2 separate regions of the Mus musculus genome follow, and region 2 is linked to region 1. The links are chromatin loops, found by intact Hi-C in ENCODE. Cell type or tissue: left cerebral cortex. All regions are shown on one strand. Links, peaks and the distances in the headings refer to the core of each region. The heading gives the core; the rest is flanking DNA.

Evidence for each region. Hi-C counts contacts between places; a loop is a spot of excess contacts. Peaks named below come from ENCODE experiments on the same cell type or tissue, not always from the same donor. Only the 100,000 strongest peaks of a DNase experiment are listed, where the experiment ranks them.
Region 2: it touches region 1 in a loop (11-fold over the local background); 2 of 42 quality-filtered maps call a loop at or near these places.

Annotation. Positions count from the first base shown.
Region 1 is chr3:158,365,086-158,376,452 of GRCm38, forward strand. The region is part of intron 3 of Lrrc7 (leucine rich repeat containing 7); the gene reads right to left. Among named protein-coding and RNA genes, the nearest start is that of Lrrc7, 190 kb to the right of the region's middle. In left cerebral cortex, for the core only: no CTCF peak of the experiment used is centred there; a DNase peak (open chromatin) is centred at 4,299; H3K27ac peaks cover 1,303 bases.
Region 2 is chr3:159,026,106-159,037,472 of GRCm38, forward strand. No RefSeq gene overlaps it. Among named protein-coding and RNA genes, the nearest start is that of Gm20752, 45 kb to the right of the region's middle. In left cerebral cortex, for the core only: a CTCF peak has its summit at 5,717; DNase peaks (open chromatin) are centred at 4,062, 4,755 and 5,644; H3K27ac peaks cover 3,228 bases.

The DNA of each region.
Region 1 (11,367 bases), core at 2,168-7,167:
AACAATGGAAAAGGTATTAAAGAATGGAGATAGCCTCTAGACTAAAAGGGGTAAGCGCAAACAGAAGATCCTGCCAGTGGACAAATGTGTTCCATGTAACTGTAGCACTACAGGGCTAATCAGTCTTAAAATTCATATGAGATGTACATAAACTATTCACCAGCTCCCTATTGCTTTCACGGTAAACCACACAGTTTTTGCCACTGATTCCATACCTGAACATAGTTGTCAATCTCCTTTTGAACAACACCCACACAAACTCTACACTCCCTGATGCTCTGTGTTCATGCTTTGCTACCTCTATCTTGTTCTGAGGCCTTCTGCCTACTCACCACCTCCTGGGTAATGATTCTAAGGAAGAATAATCTTGTTCAACTAAGGCTAAGGGTTAAACTAATATATAAATTTCCTCCCAAGTACATTTTGTTGAGAGTTATAGAACTGTCTCCTGAAAATATGTTTACCTCCCAATCTTGGGACATCAAACTCTTACCTTATTTGGAAGACAGAATTTTGTAGATGTAATTTTGTGATTGGTTAATTGAAGTAGCATAGACCCTCCTCCAATAGTACCAGTGTCTTTATTGACATAAGTCTACATGTAAGCCTGTGGAGGAACAGGATGGAAGATGCACAAGGAGGAGAGTCATTGACAAAACAAGGAATAGATCCTCTCGTAGCCTCAATGGAAGGAAGCAGCAGTCTTATCTCCTGAACATTAGCTATCAGCCCCAAGAAAGATGAGACATTTGAGAATTAGTTTCATTTTGTCGTAGGCTTACAAGCCTGTTGAAGATGGTTTATAAATGTGATCTTAGATGTAGATAAAAATGTCCAGTGAAAGCATAAAATAAGACACTGGGAAGAGCATGTATGAGATCACAGAAAGACAACACTAACTGTGCCCACTCATTGTCAGAAATGCACATCCAGGAAAAGAGCTGACTCGAAGTGTCCTTAGGCAACCTCAGAGTGGCTGTCATAAACCACTGTACTTAAGCAATCTAATCTAAAGAATTAATGGATCTTAAATGTGTTTAGAAAATGCCTCGACAGATATCATACAGAAAGGAGTGTGTCTCAGCTAGAAGCACTAGCTCCCATTGGAAGTAAGAGCTTTGCATGACAGTGGAACATGGTGGAGAATAGAGAGAAATTAGAAATCATATACCCTTAGAAAGCACATTGCCAACCACCAGACCATGAGTTGCATTAGCAGGCAGCAGTGTGAGTGAATATAATCTCTCAGAGAGTAGAAATTACAACAAATACAGAGCTATTTAGGTATGTTGGATACACCACTTTGCTTGATCATAAATGTTTTCTATTTAAAATCCCATTTCATATTTTAGTTAGGCTATAAAAGCAGTGCATGCTTACAAATAAAAGTTTAGAAAATATAGAATATATAAGAATATATCATACCCCATATATATGACATCCATAAAGAGGGCACTGATATGGTGCACTACATCCTTCTATTTACTTAAAGTAATATTCTAAATACATACAACAACAGGCCAGGTATACATATTGTTAAGATTACATAGAATGGGAAGTCTTGAGACCATATACACAAAAACAGACTCATCAAGCTCTATTTTATCTATTATATATGCATATAAACCTGTATGTATGAAACAATAATAATCAAAGAAAACGAAGCAATCAACAAGAGTGGAGGGGGTCATGGAAGGGGTTCCAGGGAGGGAAACTTGGAGGAACTAGAGGAAGGATTGGAATAGGAGAGATGAAAATGAAGTATTTCTACTTCGATTAAAACATATTAAAAAGGAGAAAAATCAGACGTATTTTGTGTCATGCTCTTTCATTTAGCATTATCGTATACACATCCTCACATCTCATTCTCACATACATTTATTGAAATATAGTTGCGTATACTATAAATATATCTACTAATTTTTTGAGGAGTGTTCTTCATGATTTGGGAGCATATGCATGTCATAATTTCTTCATATTTGAATCCATGTCTGGTTAAACAGTTACACACAAACACCTCCTTGCACATCTACTGTATGAAAAGGATTTAAAATTTTCCTACTGACAAACATTGTAGAGTTAATTCTTTCTCCCAATTGATCCTACTTTGGGTATTACCCACATATACCCATCTCTGACCCACTGTTAGCAGCTGCTATCAATGCATTTTTAACTTCTGTCAGTTTGATGATGCAGACCGTAATTAAAGGTATTTTAAATCTATGTTTTCAGTAATGTTTTCTTTAAGCTATGGCTATAAGGTCAGTCTATTGCCTTATGTGGAGAGTACATTTTAGATGGAGTATAAAATTTCATTTTAATGGAATCTAAATTCTCCATCAAATCTTGCTACTCAGAGCTCAGAGAATCCTGTGGAGGAGGATGTGATAAGAGTTAGAGGGGATAGAAAATACTAAGAGAACAAGGCCTTCTAAGTTAACTAAGAAAGGTGCATATGAGCCCAAAGAGACTGAAGCAGTGAGCACAGGCCTATATGAGTCTTCACCAGTTCCTGTGCATATATATTATAGCTACTAGCTTAGTATTTTTATGGGAGTTCTGACTATGAGAATGAATGAGACTCTGAGTCTTGTATGCTTTTGAGGATCTTTTCCTCCTATTGGGTTGTCATGTCCCAATTTGATATGGTAGTTTATGTTTCATTGTATTTTATTTAATTTTGTCTTGTTTGGTTGTTATCTCTTAGAAGACTTATCTGATGAGTGACAGAAGGGAAGTGGTTCCAAAGGGGAGGGAATTTGGAGGAATTGGGAGAAATAGAAAGAGATTAAAAAATTATAATCATGATAAGTTTTATGAGAAAAGAATCTATTTTCAATAAAAGAATAAAAAGGAAAAATGCCATTGGGGGAAAAACAAGAATGATATCTTCTAAAATGCAGGATTAAAAAAAAAGATTAGTTTACTCAATGGATTTAATTCAAAGGAGTACAAATAAGAAACTGGTATTCCATCAATCACTGCCCTTCAAACTCAAATCGGTGAATTCCCAAAGGAGATCTGTTAATCTCACAGGTTACAAGTGTTTTGGTTGTTCCATTTGATTTGCAACACTTTTCTCTGGCAATGACATCTCTGCCATTCTCTTGAATCTCAGCAAAATTGCCAGCAGGCTATGTGCATAAGATTGTCCCATGGAGGACTTATGTGGTCTAATCTCTCATTGAGGGCTTTTAAGCAGTTGAAAGCTGCTAAGGAAAAGGACTAGTATGACTTTCTCAGAGGATAAGTAGGCATATAACAGTTTCTGGAAAAGACTTTTGGTGGCAGGTAGTGTAGCTAGCTGCCTGTAAGTTGATCTTGTGAGTAACATTATTAAAACTTATTGGCTCAGTAGTCTAGACAGGAGAAATTGGTTCTTTATTTGTGTTATTTCTGTCCCATCTATGGAAAATATAGGGCTTCTCCATTCCCCCTCAGGAAATAGTCTTATACTACTACCTTATGTTGATAACTAGTCTCACTCTCTGGAATGTGAATAATCCAGATGGCATTTTTTGAAATTTGCTATTTTCCATGGCTTTGGAGTGATAGCATTTATCACAAAGGAGCCTTATAATGGTCATATAACTGCTAAATAGTAGCCTTTGGAGGACTGATATGGCATTTTTCTATATAATTTCCTATTTGGTTTGTTAGATGGGAGGATTATTTGCTTGGCATGCATAGACGGAGAGAGAAATATCCCCAAGTTTTCCTTTTCCACTGCCACACCTAATGGAGGTAATTCTCCTAGCATAGTGCAGGAATATAACCATTATATATTTCTGCTTATGTCAGAGTTATTATAAATTTTGTTAAATTCTTCTGTAAAGCTTATAATAGATATGAGTAGGACATAAGAAACATTCTATTTCATCATTTTAGAGATATTTTTCATTTTTAATACAGTACATGGATGCAGTTATATAACCTTTACATTAAATGATAAATGAACATATCGTCTTCTTTAGTGTTAAAGTTTTACTTCAGTTCTCATAATACTTTCCCCCATAAAATTTTCCCTCTGTACAAACTGCCACCCACAGGGCTCTCACTGCCCTTTGACAAGGAACAGGGTTTACACATGCCCTCATTTTTCTCCTCCACAAATCTGACCCTTCTAAGATACTGTCATCTTTGTTCAACCGTCAGTTGTCATCTCCTCCTCTCAGCTGTGGGAAGCATCCTTCACTCCCTATTTTCTCTCTTCCCCACTTCATGTCAAGAATGAGTCAGACTTGCAAATGTGACTCTTCTCTTTGTAGCATAGCTGAGGTGCTGCTTTTCCCTATGCCCCCCATTTAAGCAGATTTTCAGCTAGGTTCCTTGGATCCTGCTTGGAAAAGCTGTCAGCCTCTTCCTGGCTGGCACGTAAGTGCGAAACCTCCTCATCTTCTATACTTTTGCAAACATTTTTCTCTGCCAAGAAGGATCATCATTGTCTCCTTAACTTGTAGAAATCTTATCATCCAACTTCAATACAGTTCACATGTCGGTCCCCTAGCAAACCTCACCACTTTCCCAAGGCTGTAAGCTTCTCTCCTTTGCTCTCAGAGCAGGGGCTAGACTTGTGCTGAATGGCAGAGCTCATTCTGAGAACTTTTTGTGATCTCAGCAGCTCGTCTCTAATCAAGATAGAAATGTTCAGAGCTTTTGTGTATATTGCTAGACATCACATATAGTGACATCTAAATGAAGAATAATCCTTCCTTGGAATGTCTTCCATAGTTATATTTATGTTGTAAATAACACACTCCAAGGATGCATTAAATACCACCACATCCAAGATTGACATCCTGTTCAGTAGAATCTCGTGTCTTAGCAAATCTATGACCCAGGAGTGTTTTTCTGCTTCAGAAACAAGAACACATGATATGTAAAAACTTCTTTGTGATATATTACAATTATAGAGAAAAGTAGGGACATGATTAGCAAAGTTGAAGACACTAGGCTAATAATATTTTTACACGGTAAGATATAATCAATGAAGGTTGATGGTATAATTTTTCAAATTATGCTTTAATCTGTGAATGGTTAACTTGAGAGAAAAACTTGTAAAACACCATTAAATAAGTGAGTATCATACCCCACATTATTAAAGAAAGTTGTTGCGATATTGTCTAATAAATACACACATACACAAATACACAAACACACACATTTAACATGTACAAGTATCTTCCAAAGACAAACATATAAAAAGACACTGAACTCAGTCAAAATAAAAAAATAAGATTAAATACTGTTATTTCCTTGTTAATAAAGTACTTGCTTTGCAAGTCCAAGAACCCAAATTCTTTTTTCCTCTTCTTTTTCCACCTTTTCTCAACTCTTATCTTGTTCTATTCTTTTTCTTCTACTATTTCTCTTCTTTTTTTCTTTTTTTTAATTAGGTATTTTCTTCATTTACATTTCTAATGCTATCCCAAAAGTCCCCCATACCCTCGCCCCGACTCCCCTATGCACCAACTCCCACTTCTTGGCCCTGGCGTTCCCCTGTACTGAGGCATATAAAGTTTGCACGACCAATGGGCCTCTCTTTCCACTTATGGCCAACTAGGCCATCTTCTGATTCATATGCAGCTAGAGACACGAGCTCCGGGGGGTTATTGGTTAGTTCATATTGTTGTTCTACCTATAGGATTGCAGATCCCTTCAGCTCCTTAGGTACTTTCTCTAGCTCCTCCATTGGGGGCCCTGTGATCCATCCAATAGCTGACTGTGAGCATCCACTTCTGTGTTTGCCAGGCCCCGACATAGTCTCACAAGAGACAGCCATATCTGGGTCCTTTCAGCAAAATCTTGCTAGTGTATGCAATGGTGTCAGCGTTTGGAAGCTGATTATGGGATGGATCCCTGGATATGGCAGTCTCTAGATGGTCCATCCTTTCGTCTCAGCTCCAAACTTTGTCTCTGTAACTCCTTCCATGAGTGTTTTGTTCCCAATTCTAAGAAGGGGCAAAGTGTCTACACTTTGGTATTTGTTCTTCTTGAGTTTCATGTGTTTAGCAAATTGTATCTTGTATCTTGGGTATTCTAAGTTTCTGGGCTAATATGCACTTATCAGTGGGTACATATTGTGTGAGTTCTTTTGTGATTGGGTTACCTCACTCAGGATGATGCCCTCCAGGTCCATCATTCTTTTTAATAGCTGAGTAGTACTCCACTGTGTAAATTTCCCACATATTCTGTATCCATTCCTCTGTTGAGGGGCATCTGGGTTCTTTCCAGCTTCTGGCTATTATAAATAAGGCTGCTATGAACATAGTGGAGCATATGTCTTTCTTACCAGGTGGAACATCTTCTGGATATATGCCCAGGAGAGGTATTGTGGGATCCTCTGGTAGTACTATGTCCATTTTTTCTGAGGAACCACCTGACTGATTTCCAGAGTGGTCGTACAAGCTTGCAATCCGACTAACAATGGAGGAGTGTTCCTCTTCCTCCACATCCTTGCTAGCATCTGCTTCACCTGAATTTTTGATCTGACTGGTGTGAGGTAGAATCTAGCGTTGCTTTGATTTGCATTTCCCTGATGATTAAGGATGCTGAACATTTTTTCAGGTGCTTTTCAGCCATTTGGCATTTCTCAGGTGAAAATTCTTTGTTTAGCTCTGAGCCCCATTTTTTAATGGGGTTATTTGATTTTCTGGAGTCCACCTTCTTGAGTTCTTTATATATATTGGATATTAGTCCCCTATCTGATTTAGGATAGGTAAAGATCCTTTCCTAATCTGTTGGTGGCCTTTTTGTGTTATTGACAGTGTCTTTTGCCTTAAAGAAGCTTTGCAATTTTATAAGGTCCCATTTGTCAATTCTCGATCTTACAGCACAAGCCATTGCTGTCCAAGAACCCAAATTTGATTATCAGAGTAGTGGTATTCTACCAATGGGGAGGCAGGGTCAGGTTAATCCTTGGGACTGTCTGACAGCCAGCCTACCCTTATTGATGAATTCCAGGTTAACGAGAGACCTTGTTTCACAAAACCAGGGCGGACAACACCTGAAGAATTACAAGTAAGCTTAAGTTTTGCCTCCATGTGCACATGAACTCTCAAATATACCTGACCCTTATAAGGCCATTTTCTTTTATGATGGCAGATGTTCTAGGCTATTATTTGTTCCTATAGGTTGACAATTTAACAGGAAATTGATTTTTGTTGGTAGTCAACTTTAAGCACAAGGTCCCATCAGGCATCCTGCTCCTGGAGAAAGCCTCTTGCTGCTGGCTGCACTATGTGAATGAGGGAAATCAGGTTGGGTGTGCAGAAGGAGGCCATATTGTTTAGGAGCAAAGTGAGAGTGTGAGTGCAGGATGCCTTGACCCCTGTAACTAATCCACTCCCAGGAAAGCAGACCCTGTCCTAAGACTTAACTCACTACTTCACTGCCTTACTACTGCCCAATACTGATGAACAGAGGCCAATCTCAACATGTGTCTCAGAGGGACTAATGTAAGCCCCAGCTGATTATACAACTGTGTCTGTATGACTACCCTAAGTGACTAATATGTATTCGGTTCTTAGATTTTCCTTTTGTTTATTTTCTCCACTTGGTGGATCTTGAGGGAGAAGTCTTATTTATTTTTTTCTGATGCTGCTCATATACATGAACATTGGCTAGATACAATCTAGCTAGCAGGTTGAGGGTATTATTTTTATACTAGAGCTATCCATTGAATTAAATTCTCTTGATGATAGTTCCCTATTATTTCCAGAAACCAGAACACAGTGTGTTCTCTGGTGATTAACATTGTGAATGATCCAATTCATGGCCACAAATGTGTACAATTTAAGCTTGTTTGTGACAAATTATAGTTTGAGGGATTGACTGAAATGGCTCAGTGGGTATAAAGCACTTACTATGAAAGCGTTAGGTCCGTCGGTGATCTCCCCAGCACTCATGTAAAAAGCAAGGCATGTGGTAGACACCCTTAACCCTGGAGCAAGAGATGGAACAGACAGATGGGTCCTAGTGCATCCCTGGCTAGTCAGGTTACCGAAACTGGAGAGCTTCCAGTTTAGTTAGAGACCCTGTGGCAAAATTAAGACCATGTGGCAGAGGCAGATCTGATATTGCCCTCTGGCTTACACACACACACACACACACACACACACACACACACACACACTGAATATATACATGCATGTATACACACAAATATGACTTAATGTCTTGGTACCTTGGTTTTCATCATATTAAATGAGCTATAAATTATCTAGCATTATTAGTCATCAGCTGCCAAGTTAGCCAGTAAACAATTCACTTCTTTCTTTAAAATTAATACATTTTTGGTAGTGAGTATAGCCTTTAACGGCTAAGGCATATTATCCTGTCCACATGAAATGTAGATGGAGACTGAGGATGGATGGAGCATAGACTGAGGAAACAGCAAATTAATAACCAGCCCAGCTTGAGACCCATCCCATGTACAAGCACCAATTCCTGACACTACTAATGATACTCTATTATGTTTACAGACAAGAGTCTAGCATGGCTGTCCTTAGAGAGGCTCCACCCAGCAGCCAACTCAGAGATGCAGAAACCCTCAGTAAAACAGGGATGGAACTCTTATGGAAGAACAGGAGGAAGAATTAAGGTCTCTAAAGGGATAGGAACTCTATCAGAAGGCCAACAGGGTCAATTAACCTAGATTCTTGGGGGATCTCAGAGACTGAACCACAAACCATAGAACATATATAGGCTGGACCTAGGCCTCTCCATACATATGTAGGAGATATGCAGCTTGGTGTGACTTTTGAACAACTGGAGAGGGGGTTATCTCCAAAGCTATTGCCTGTACATCGGATATATTCTTCTAGCTGGGCTGCCTTGTCTGTCCTAAGTGGGAGAGGATGTACCTAGTTTCACGGAGACTAGATGTGCCAGGGTAGGGGGATAGCAGGGGGGGGGGCATGTACTCAGAGGAGAAGGGGAGGGGGTATAGAGGGAAGGATTGTGGAAGAGGGTAACCGGGAGGGAAGCAGTGATCAGAACGTAAAGTGAATAAGTAAATGAACAAACAAACAAACAACCCCCCCCAAAAAAACTTACCTAATAAAACTCTTACCCAAGGTGTGTGTGGGGGAGTAAATATAAACACTATTCAGTATTACTGAAAAAGTAAGCACAAAGGCCTATAAGCAAGTTAATTGACTCTCTGCAAGGCTCAATGCAATCATGTGCTGTTTTAGGATATTTTCAGTGAGTGTATACAGCTTCAGTCATTGTATAGCTGCTAAGTCAGCTGAATGGAAGAAGTGGCCTTCAGCCATTCAGACACTAGGCTTTAGAAATATTCCTGCAAGTGTTATGCCTTAGTTATACCCTTCCATGATATCTAGCTTTTATGCTTCCTGTTATTTTACCTTGTCTTCTGCTAGTTCCATATGTTGAAAACTGTATGGTTGCTGTTAGGATAGTTTCTAACCCAACTGGCTACCCTTCACCTTTCATTTTCCAAATTGGAAGAGATTATACAGTAGAAGCAACTTGATGTTCTTTTTCTTTGGCCTAATGTGAAATATTCTTTCCCACTAGCACTGTGTCTCCTTTGGTTGCCATAGTGACCAACTTCTGCTATGATGCTTTTAGCCATTCTCTTGACCCCCTTTTACTTTTCTACACAGAATTTGCATTATACCAGTAACTTACAATCTGCTATTTTAGGCATAATTACAGTATGATTTTCTTCTCTAAGGGATTTCTTGTTGGGCATTTTTTCCTAGGTCCTGTTAGTATCCACACTCTTAAAGATTCCTTAAGAACCTCTTCCTGCTTCCATGTTTTCATGAGTCTCCAGGGTCTACTCATACATTTTACATCTCAAACTGTTAAGATTCAAGTTTGTAATTCCTATAGTTTATTAAGTAAAGAAGTTTAGTTCTTTTGTGTCTTCTGTGCCTCTTTTTCTTTCACATAAACTGCTTTTTTTTTTTTTGTGGATTGGTAGTTGCCATTACAACTAACAGACTGTTGCTCTGTATGTTATTTCAAACAAAAATAGTCTTCACTTCTCTCAAAGAGGGTGATATCACCTTCCCCTAAGCAAATAAGTACAATAAGAGTCCATGAATTAAACTAACACTATACACACTAAAGCAGGAAATATTTAGAATTGTAGGTTTCAATTTATTTGGGAATAAGTTCACAATAAAAGACAAAACAGAAGAGCAAGAAAAACCTTGCAGACAGAAGTCCTTTACATGGGTTTGCGCCGTTGCCAGATAGCCTATCACAGGCTGATCATAAACAGCTCTGGAGCATGAAACAGATCGCGAGGGGGCAAGTGCAAGGCCCACATGATCTGATCATCTAACCTGTTACTGCCTCAGAACACAGGATCTAAAAATGAATGTAGCCCTCTTTGGTAGGATGAAGCACACTTTCATTTATTTGTGGTCTCAGCAAGATACAGAAGGCTTTATAGGTCCTTTAGTCCTCATTTGGCACCTGCGAGTTTCCAGGAAGTCCAAGCAAGATTTTTATATTCTGCTTGCAAAAAATAAGGCTGCTTTCCCCAAACAGCAACAGAGTGCACTGAAATAAGTGTTAACTTGTTTTCCACTTGTCTTTATACCTTTTTGTAAAAAACTGAAAGAGCAAATTCATGTTCAATGTTTTTCAACTTTTTAAAATACAAAACATGACTTTATAATAATTTAAGCATTGTAAAATAGATGCTACAGATCAGCTGATCAGTGTTCTTTTTTGCTATTAATTTATTTATTAATTTTACATCCTGATCGCAGCCCACTTTCTCTTCCCAGTCCCTCCCCCAATACAATCCCTCTCCCCAGTTTCTTTTTTTATGTGTTTGAAAAAAAACTTCTTGGTATATAGGGGACTTTCAGAATAGCATTTGAAATGTATATAAAGAAAATATCTAATAAAAAATAAATTAAAACAAACAAAAAACTCCTGTGTAGTGCAAAGATTAGCAGATGACCTGTTTAAGAAAAGACCTGACCACAAGGTGGCGGGCTTGTACAATCAGCTTGGTTGGGTGGCCTGTGAACAGGTTTACAAGACAGCTGGGAGGTTCCTGACACAGATACCTAGAGACAGGAGGCCAGGGAGCATCTTCATAGAGAGAGGAAAGGAAACAGAGCAAAGCCAGGGACCCTGATTTATAAAGCTACTGAGGATCCCAGTCCTAAGAGACTTCAGTAGCCACTGGAGTCATCTCCAGGTGAAGTTATGTAGATCATACAGAACAGGCACACGCTAAGGGAACCAAAGACGCTTATGTGGACTACAGGTAAGAAACTGCATGTGAAGGAATTTGAAGTTGTCGCTGATACATTCTGGGTCAGCACTCAGACTTCTATGAAGAAGAAATCCAGACAGAGGCTGGAATGAAAA
Region 2 (11,367 bases), core at 2,650-7,649, 660 kb after region 1:
TTATTATACTTCAGGTATATAACTGATATACATTCACATCTCCATGCATCGAAAGCCATTTTGTTTAGGGGTAATTCAGCACAACTAACTCTCAAATAATGCTTACCTGTTCCTAAATCTCCAGTCTTTCTTCAATTTTGTAACTACTATATGTGAATTCCATGTGGATATACAATTTGATATGACTTTCTGAGATTACTGATATTAAGATTTGATATAATACTAGGCTTCAAATGCTAAGCCTATAATAAGACTTCCAGCTATTATTGATGTAGGTAGTTTAGAGACAACACTGAAAAAATTCTTATGAAATTTTAAGAAATGTCTCAGCACTGTTGACCTGGTAACTGTGTAGCCTTCTTCTCCCTCTCACAATAGTCTATGATCTCCATTCCAGAGTACATGGTCCAAGCTCTGGTCATTCTCATTACATAAAGTGAAACAGGATTCCCTAAAGATATTTCAGAGTCTGAGTGATGGGATGACTCCCCCACCCCAGGTTCAACCATCTAATCAGGACAAACCTAAGTCAGGATCAGAACTCAAGTTTAGACATAAGGATTAAAGTGTCTGAATTGATTGCTTTGCTGCACAATCAAGATGAATAATTATAGAAGGAAAAAAAGATAACCAGCTTTTGAAAGTATTAAAGAGAAGTAAAATGTCTTTCTTTAAGATGATGAATATGGGTAAAACATGAATATGGTGAAAGATTTTTGGCTGAATCACATCAGATGATTAGAGTGCTTGTTCAATGAGTACCTGGTGTCTAAATTCTTACCAAACTTATCCATAGAAGGAGAATTGATATGGTAAGCACTTAGAAGATTGCTTAATCAGTAAAGTGCATATCATGTATGATTTCATATTTTCCACATTCAAAAACTCAACAGATGTCATGCTTTTGTACCCTACTGCTAGAGAAGAGGAAGGCAGAGACAGGAAGATACCTGCATATCATTGCCCTGCCACTGTAACTGAATCAATGAGTTTCAGGTTCATTGGGAGACCTTGACTCAAAAAATAAAGAAGCTGGGGAAAGACAACCTTTGCCCTTCCTGTGAATGCAAATACACTAGCTAGCAGAGCCCATGGCCACATATAAACAATATACACACCCAGAAATTCGTTCTAGATACTTTAAATATTAACTTATCTATTATTATTTGTTATTATTATTATTCATAGCAATCTTAAGGAGGTCAATATCCCCACATCATAGGTAGCAAAAAATTGGAGGCTCATAATAATAAGTTAATGCAATGAATGAGCACGGCTGAGGCCCCCATGTCTGTCTACTGCCACCCAAATGCTCACATTTCTCTCTGTCCACTCTGCAACCCAACAATTAACACATTAACACTCAATGTGCAGATCATGAAGAACTCAAAACCATGGAAAAGAAAGGATGATTTTACTAATGCATACATTCTAAGACAGTTATTTTAAAATAGTCAAATTTGAAACCTTTCTCAGTCATAAACATCTTAGATCTGAAAACTTTAGGAGACTGTCACTTTGGGGATTACTTCTGATATCTAAGAGACTGACATATGTGTGTTATTACTAGGACTCTGCTCTAGATTAAGAAGCAAGAGACTAAGATTTCCTAATACAAATTTATTTTGGTAAACTTAAAATTTCCAAATGCTTATAAAGCTTCACAAAAAAGAAATCTATCAAATGATGTTGATATAAGTAATGTCAGCATCCAAAGGAGATGAGTACATGAGCATACAGGCCCTTAATAAGTGTGAGGTTTCCACAGAAAAATGTGAAAAAGCGATTCTGAAATAGGAGCCAAGTCCGGCTCTTTTCTCACTATTGATTTGCTATATTCAGCATACATACTCTAGGAGGTGAGAATATTTAGTCTCAGTACCCTAGGGGCATTCATCTCATGTCATTAGCAACTTTCCAGGATGAAGAAAATATTCTTTCTCTATTCTCTCTCTCTCTCTCTCTCTCTCTCTCTCTCCCTCCCTCCCCCCCCCTCTCTCTCTCTCTCTCTCTCTCTCTGTGTGTGTAAAATGCATGCATATCTATGAGTATATAATGTGTTTGCATGTATGCTATAGCATGTATGTGGAGGTCAGAGGACCACCTGAATTTTACCTTTTCCTTGCCTTTTACCTTGAATCAGAAAGTTTGTTGTTTGTGTCTGCATAGAGCATGCTAGTTTGCCTGTGAGCACCTAAGGATTCTTCTGTCTCTGGCTTCTATCCCACTGTAGAAGTTATGGAATTTCTGATGTGCACTATCATGCCAGGCTTTACATGGGTTTTGAAGATTAGAACACAGGTCCCCACAATAGCATGACAAAGGTTATACTCACTGAAGTATCTCCTCTGCCCATCTTTTGTGTTGATGAGAAAGTAACTTTTGTTTCTAAATTTTTCTTTCATAAATTCATGTAACATCTCTCAACAGGCCATTAATTATTTTGTGAACTATAGTATTCACTTGATCAAGACATTAATAATTTCTTCTTCTGTGTACCTTCCTTGCCTTGCTTCCTGGGAAATAATCCATTTTGACTACAGAGAACTATTTAAAGAATATTCTTTTACTTTTTTTTTTTTACAAGAACACTGTAATTCTGAAATATCCTAGATTCTAAAACTAAAGCATTATTATAAAAACTCAATGTTCATTTGACACAAGTTCTCACCGTGTAATTCAGACTGGACTCAAGCTCACAATCTTCCTGTCTTCACCTCCTAAATTCTGAATTGCATATTTATACACATCATTAGGGCAAAAGCTAATAAGTCTCAATATATAGATGAACAAGAAGGAGGAGGGCGAAGAGGAGAATGAGAACAAACAACAACAACCACCCATGACTCAGTTGAGGATGAGATGGGATGGAACCAATGTTCCTTACACCCGGGCCTTGATCACATTTTATGGCTGTGCATTTCTATGTTGTGGGAGTTTGTATGCAGAACCTTCCTTTTTAGACATTTAAAGTCTCTTAAAGCTAAGGAATTATTTCTTTTTTGCTTTTGATCATGTGATATTCTCAAAGCAGTTATAGCCAAGAAACCAAAAAGGACAAAAAGGAGTAAGAATACAACTAGAGACTTGATGTGATTAACCCCTCCAAATTCCATATGGCAAGAAAATGTTGGGTTATGTTAGAGAGCCAGCTTGATAGAAAGACTGGGAAGTGATCACTATGTGTATAACAACAACAGCAAAACAAACAAACAAACTCCACAAAACTAATACTCATTAAAAAGGTTATTCTGTGGGACACATGGTAAAAGCCCCTGTCATCCTGACTTTTGCTTTGGCTAGATTTCTTACCTTTTTAATGTTTGGACAGAGAAAGATACAGGAGAAGTTCATTTTAAAACAAAACATTTTTCCCTCAATAATTGGCCTTCATAAAAGCAGAAAAATTTGTAAAAACATAAAACCATGTACTAAATTGAGTAGTGTAAATATTGAAACATTTTACAGTATAGCTTTGTGAAGCAAATAAATTAGTCCACTCCCTTGCCTGAATTCCACAGGAATATTTTTAATCAGTGGTGGGTTTCACATTGTAATATCAAAATCAGATTAAGAAGGCTACATATTTTAGATATAAGTAGACTTATATCTAAAGTTTACTCATTAACCTCCTTGATATTATTATATAGAGATTTAATTATCTATTGATGATATATTAAAACGATATGCTTTTGAGTGCATTGTTTTTATTTCTATAATGAGTATCTGATATTCAGTTTCTTAAACGAAGTCAATAAAGATAATATAAATATATGTTAAATATAAGTGTCTGATATTTGCAATGAGTAATAATGACCAATTAAATTCCAACTCAGGCAAATATACACATATTTATTTCCCTGCAGAGTTTACTATGCGTCCAGTTGGAACAAGAAGTTGACCGGGGCAGCCTGCAAGGCCCACACTATCTTGGAAAAAGAACATTGGCCATCCCATAGCAGTCAGGTCTATCTCTTCCCAGGCTACACACATAATTTGCATGAGTAGGTGGCTTAAGCCACTTAATCAACATGACTCATTTCCTCCCCAACATATGAATCAAAAAAGAATAGCACATGAACACACCCCCAGGTCTCAGTTGACTGATGCTGGTCTCCAGGAAGCACAAAGCAAACATTCTACTTCATTTCAGAGGAGGAATTTTTTTTTTCCTGATGGAAGTACTCTGCCTCTCCTAAAAACTGTTACAGTTCAGTTAATGGCCAAAATTCTGAAACTATTTGTTTTCTCAGAAATTGTTTTAGTGAAATAATGTGTTCCAAGTTGACAAATTTCCTTCACATGGTTACAATTTCACGTCTTAATGGTAAGAAATCTTAGGAATTATACTTTTGTATATACATATTTAATTTAAAAGTGTATAATATCATACTTGTCTACAAAGTTCTGTGATAACATGCCACATTCATCCTCCACTGCCCTCTAATTCTGTCTCCTTCCTACCTATTCCTCTTCTTTTCCCAATATTTCCCCTCTACTATTTATGCCCTTCTTTTCCTTTCTCTTTTCTCCTATTTTAGAATTCATCATTGAAGCAAAAAAACTGAACAATGGGAAGAATAAAGTGCGGCTTACGGGTCTCTTTTCTGCAGCTTGGATACTCAAAAAATGTGGTCCACTCTCAATAGTTTCTTCTCCTACCTCTTTTGTGCCTGGGTGTGATTTCTGTCTTTGCAAGCAAGCTAGAAATAGCCTCAGCTGTGCATGTGCTTGTGGGGGTGGAGAGAGAAAGAAGTGATGTGGAATAAAAAGCAATGGAGGCAGATGGGAGCAAATCGCCCCCACAATTCCTTGGGCTTAGAAGGTTGTACCAGGCACTGTAGATCTTGTGCTGACCATTTCAGTCTCCCCAATTCTGCTCATCATCTTGTAATTCACTGCCACAATCTCTACCCTTTTTTGAAAGCAAGTAGGAAACTGTTTTGGAGGAACTCTCATAGACATGGTGAGTGCTGTAAAGCACAATACCTACTGTAATTTCTCATATGCTGGTGATCTCCAGAAAAGCTCTTGATAAGTCAGCAACTTGTTCACATAGAAATCAGATTCATCATCAAGAAAATACATGGGATGTAATGAACACTGTTCATTGCTGTCAATGCTAAAAGCAGCGTCTCTGAAAGTGTCTCCCTCCCTCCCCACCCTTTTTCTTCCTTTCTTTTCTTTCTCTCCCCTTCATTTCTCCAGATCTCTCTTTATTTTCTTTCTTTCCTTTCTTCTCCCAACCTTCCCTCCCAACTCTCTCCTTCCCACTCTTTATTCCTTTATCTCTTCCTCCCTACTTCACTACTCCATTGGAAAGGCATTTCCCCACCTCCCTAGGGTCTTTTTCTCTGTAATTTTAGACTTTAATTTTTCTAGGATTGGATTGTTAACCATAAAGCACTATTTTTAAAATACTTTTCATCCTTAAGCATTCCATCTGAGTGAGTATAGGTGTGTGCATAGAAACCAAGAGTTTACCCCAGAACTTAAGGAGAGATGATCAGGAAGGTAATCTTACGACCACCACTGGTATCTGCTGTTTTAGAATTAAATTCCATTCAAAATACTGAACCTTGTGTAGGTGGAAAATGGATTGGGCAGCCAAAAGATTGAGTGACTCAGACACAGCAGCCAACTGTGAGGAATGGTTACCAAGCAACTGTCTCAAAGGCTTCCTGGCAGTTCCCTAGAGGATGCTTCCCTAGAGGATGCTGCCCCCTTTCTAGAGAACCCTTCTTTGCTCAAGCTGTAGTTTTTGACTGCAATGTATTTTTCCTTTTGTTTACTCAACCTGTATCCTCTGCCTATGACGCTCTAAGACTGCCTTGCCCTGATACATTCTGCACACGATGATGTTAGCCTCCTCTAAGTTCCAAAATTTCATCTACATTGTTTCATCATAAACTGTACCTAACCTATGCTAAAATCTCTTGATCACTTGAAGTAATTTTATATTTTAGATTCTCTCTAGAATCTAGAGTGTATTTTTATCACACTTATTTTTTAGTTATTTAGTATAACAATAAATCATGACTCATAGTTGAACTTGAACCATCTTATGTAAGTTTTGTTATATTACTTTAGATATGGCTATATGGTGTTAAAACAAAATAATCTGCAATAGAAAATTCTTGCTATTCATCACCTACCTCTCCTACCCTACCACCATTAAATCATGAAATTGGTGATGGGAGTCTCTTTAGTTTACACACTTATCACCTGGGATGGAAGGATCACTTGAGTCCTCAAGTTTGAGAAAACCCTGGAAAACAGAAAAATCCTTACCTCAAGAAACCAAAAACAAACAAATGAACAAAATCAATCAACCAACCAACCAAACCAATCAACCAATCAAACACATAAACAAACAAACAAACAAAAAACCCTGCATTTTCTTTCTAGCCTTTCTTATAATCTATTACTTCTTTGAGCAAATCAACACAAAAAATAATTGTGTAGCTATTTCTCAAATCACAAATTGGCCTTCATGTCACTAAATAGTGAATTAGCCTATAATGGGAAGAAGTAAAAATTTTTAAAAATATTTGTTTTGCTATGTATGATTTTTTTTTTCTAAAGTGCTATAATCTTAGAAAAACTGTAGGTGTGTTCAAAGACTAAAGCTAGTGAGTAACATCTTTTGGAGACAGAAGCACCCCAATCATTCTCTAGTTTGTGTTCTGCTTGGGTTTATGTGCCCATCATTTCTCTACTCAGCAGGTGCCAAGATAATGAGATCCATATGGAACAAATTACTCAGGGGTAATGGGATCTAGTTCTGACAGGAAGAGTTCAGGACACAGAACAGTGCTTTTACTGTGGGAAGAGGCATCGCATCAAGGTCTCATGTAGTCATAGCTTCAATCTCCTTAAAGTGAGAATGACTTTGAACTCCTCTTTCTTTCTCAACTCAAAAATGCTATGATCACAGCAACGTGCCACTATAGTGGCTCTCCTGAGAGTTTATTCTCAGGGCCCAGCCATTTGGTGACTCATTTTAAAACAAAATAAAACATCAAAACAAAACAAAAAGCATATCTCTTAAAGGTATCTTCTGAAGTACATCTAAAAATAAGCAAAAAGTAAATTAATAAATGACAATTTAAAGGATGTATTACTACTTCTAATGAAATATATTCTACTTGAGATTCCCTTTAAGTCCTTTTTGAGGAGTTTCCACATACTGTCTGCTCTTTAGAGAGAAAATAGAATAAGTTCCAGACCCTAAAGCATGATGTTTCAGCCCATTTCTGTTGTTATTCAAATAAAGCTTTTGGTAATTATCATAGTAAATATAAAGATAATCATGTGATTATTTTGTACTCCTTTATTTTTAAAACTCAATGTGAATTACAACTTCTCATTAAACACTGTTATATACTAAGAATCACATAGTGCTTTATGTATGTAGTCTTATTCATATTCATTATTATATGAGGCCTGACTGAGCTTGCGGGGGGGGGGGGGGAGATGATAGAAATAATGATGATGATTGATGTTGTTGTTGTTGTTGATGATGATGATGATAACACATGTTCCTGTATCTATTGACAGGTTCTTCACTCTTGAGGCAAATGATACTGACTTTGTTTTGCAGATCGGGTGAATGAGGCACTCTGAAGGCAACAGTCTGCTTGGTTTTATACAGCTCAGAAAATGCAAAATTAGATTCTGATTCCAAATCTTGTTGCAAAGGTACAAGCTCTTAACCAAAATGCCCTGCTGTCCTACAAATATCTTTTGCTGTGCTTTTTCATATGTTTGTCAGAATGGAACTGTGGACATGAAATGAGTTAGAAGTAGTATGTTGTTATTTATATGTTGGATCGAATCCACTCTTTCCTATGAAGGCATTGCTCATTTCAAGGGTCAACAAAACATTGTCAAATCCTGTAATTTTGTAGAGAAAGTTTGGCAGGATGGACGCAGCCATAGACATTTGTTATATATTATCTTGGCTAAATCTGGAAGAATCAAGCAGCTGCAACAGAGACTCATATAACTTGTAAAATCTGAGATATTTATTATCTGGTATTTTACAAGAAAATTTGGCAATTCTTAAATTACTAATAACTGATACACAACCTCATATTTCCTGTTTCTAAACTAACCCTTGCTGTCACTGATAGTCAATTGAAATGCAATCAATAAACAAATATGTGGACTATACTTGTGATTGAAAGGTGCTTGTTGTCACTGGTGGTGATTTAGACAGAGAAATGGAAGCAATGATAAGTCATTAATCAGAGCTGATGGAGCACCAGCTAACATAGAAGGACAGTTTTCTGTGGCCTGAATTTCTCCTCAAATTTGAAGTGAAAGCTCCTTTATTTTACAATAGAAATCACTTAGAAAATGTTTCTTCTTTCTGAGGACCCTACCATTCAATCTTGCAGGCCTTGCAGAACATTATAGCTTATGAAAAATCCAAATGAACTAAGTCTAATGAACTATCTACCTTCATATTGGAAGGTGCAGTATGAAAAGAGCTAACTGCAAGTCTCCAAGAAGCACTGTACAGCAAATGAAAAATTGGGGGTGGGGGTGTGCTCTTCATTCTGGAACATTCAGAAATTTTATTTCAACCTTAAATCTCATAATCTTGTTCTTAAATACCAAGCATAAAATTGCCATAGCACTCACTGTGTTCTTACCCTTGAGAGGGACATTCATTTCAAGCTTCTGATTTTGGTTTTATGTAGAGAGCATGTAGAGAACAATGACCGCTCAATTATCTGAAAGGAATACTGTGCATGTAGATTTCCAAGACACCCACACCCCAGAGATAACGCCAGGGAGCTAATCAAATGCTTTTCTGCCTGCACAACTGTGATACCCAAAGCTGCTAGGAGCATCATTTTTAGATATCCGTGGGAGGGATTCTTTTTGTAATTCCACATTTCTTCCACTCCCACCACATGTCTAGGCTTTGCCTTCCAGAGGCATTGCTACACTTTCAGAGATTTTCCTTTTTCTCCCCTACCTCGTCTTCCCTCCATACCATCCTCCTCACCTCTCTGCCAAGGACTGGGCTTCTGGGTTAAGTGGCCCTCTAGTGTTACAGTTGATGTTTTAAGAACTAGCAGAATTCTTGCCTGCCTATGGATCCAATTCCCCAACTGAGCTGCTTTGTCTGGCCTCAGTGGGAGGGGGTTGCCTAGTTCTGCAGTGATTTGATGTGGTAAGTTGGTACCCAGGAGGGCCTCCCCATTCTCAGAGGAGAAGAGAAGAGGGAATGGGGTGAGAGACTGTGAGGGGGACTGGGTGGAGAAAGGTTGTCTGAGATAAGGATGTATAGTGAATAAATAATTTTTAAAATTTATTTATTCATCTATAACCCAAGATCAGTGCGTCCTCTCCTCCCAGTACCCCTCCCTGAAAGTTCCTTCCCTATTCCACCTTCCCCTTCTCTTTTGAGGGGACCCCCCTCTGGGTATTATTCCTTCTCCTCCACTAACACTCTCCCACACACCACACACACCACCACACACACACACAATGCACACACAATGCACATCAAGTTGCTTCCAGACTTGGAAGCAGGTGTATTCTCTCCTGCTGAGGCCAGTCCATTTAGGGGCAGGAGATCCACAGGCAAGCAGGCAGGTAGACAGGCAACAGGTTCAGGGACAGCTTGCCACAGTTGTTGGGGGCCCTTCATTAAAACCAAACTGTTCACCTGCTACATATGTGCAAGGGTCTTAGGTTCAGCCTGTGCTCACTCTGTGGTTGGTGACTTAGTCTCTGTGAACCCCCAAGAGTCCAGGTTAGATGACTCTGTTGGTTTTCCTGTGGAGTTCCTGTACTCTTTGGGTCCCTCAATATTTCTCTCAACCCGTCCATCAGACTCCCAGATCTCCATCTAATGTTTCAGTGAGAGCTTCTGCACCTCTTTTCATTGGCTGCTAGGTGGAGCCTCTCAGAGGACACTGATGTTCCTGTCTGGGACCATAACAAAGTGTCATTAATAGTGTCAAGGATTGATTCTTGCCCATTGGATGGGTCTCAATTTAGGCCAGTCATTGATTGGCCATTCAGACAGTCTCTGCTCTATCTTTGTCACTATTTATTTTGTAAGCAGAACACATTTTGGGTCAAAGGCTTTATGGGTGGGTTGCTGTCCTTATCCCTATACTGTTTGGGTATGGTTAGTGGCCATATCAGGACTCATATCCCCCCACTGATAGGAGTCCCAGCTAAAATTGCCCCCCAGAGATCTTCTGGGTCCTCTGACAATCCCAGGTCTCTGACATGTCCTAAAGACTGCCCCCCACCACCACTTATCTCCTTTCTCCCACCCCCACTGTCCCTACATAAGATTTCTCCAATCCCTGACAGCCTTCCCATCCCCTCTTCTACACAGTTCTCTCCTTCCATGGGTCTATATTTATTTAGTTTCCCCTCCTGAGAAAATTTCAATCATCCTCCCTTGGGCCCTCCTTGTTACTTGGCTTCTTTGGATCTGATGATTATAGTATGGTTATCCTGTACTTTATAGCTAATATCCATTTACAAGTACATACATGGCATGCATGTCCTTTTGGGTCTGGGTTACCTCATTCAAGATAATATTTTCTAGTTACATCCATTTGCTTGTGAAATTCATGTCTTTATTTTTAATAACTGAACAGTATTCTATCATATAGATATGCCATGTTTTCTTTACACATTCTTCCACTGTGGAACGTTATGGTAGACTCCAGTTTCTGGCTATTATGAATAAAACTGCCACGAACATAGTGGAATAAGTATTCTTGTGTTATGGTGGAATATTTTTTGGGTATATGCCCAGGAGTAGTATAGCTGGGTCTTGAGGTACAGCTGAAAGATCCTGGCAGAATGTAAAAGGACACAGAAGCCCTGAAATTGGCAAGATAGACGTCAGTGTTAGCAGAACTAGCTTCACTGATTTAGAAAAATAGAGGTGCACAATGCTCTGGCCACTCCTTGAACCTGTGTGTCTGCCAATGTTCTGACCAGGTGTGTGCCCATTGCTGCACCTTCATTAGACTCTTTCCTTGTACCCCTCCCATACCCATTTCTTGAGAATAGACATTGTTTAGATCTGGAAATCCCCTAATCTCACCCTTCTCCTTTCCCCCCTGAGGGCCTATAAAAACTGGGAACTCTTTCCCCTCCCTCGAGGACGACTCCTCTACCCCTGCGTGGGATATGAGTCGTCCCCAGAGCTCTGGCTTTCCCCGAATAAAGCCTCATGTGGTTTGCAACAAGCTCGGTCTGTCGTGAGTTCTTGGGTGTCCGCTATTGTCCTGAGGCCTGAGCGAGGGGCTCCTCTTGGAGTCTTTCACAGCTATTTCCAATCTTCTAAGAAACTGCCAAATTAGGGGAGTGGGGAGGGTG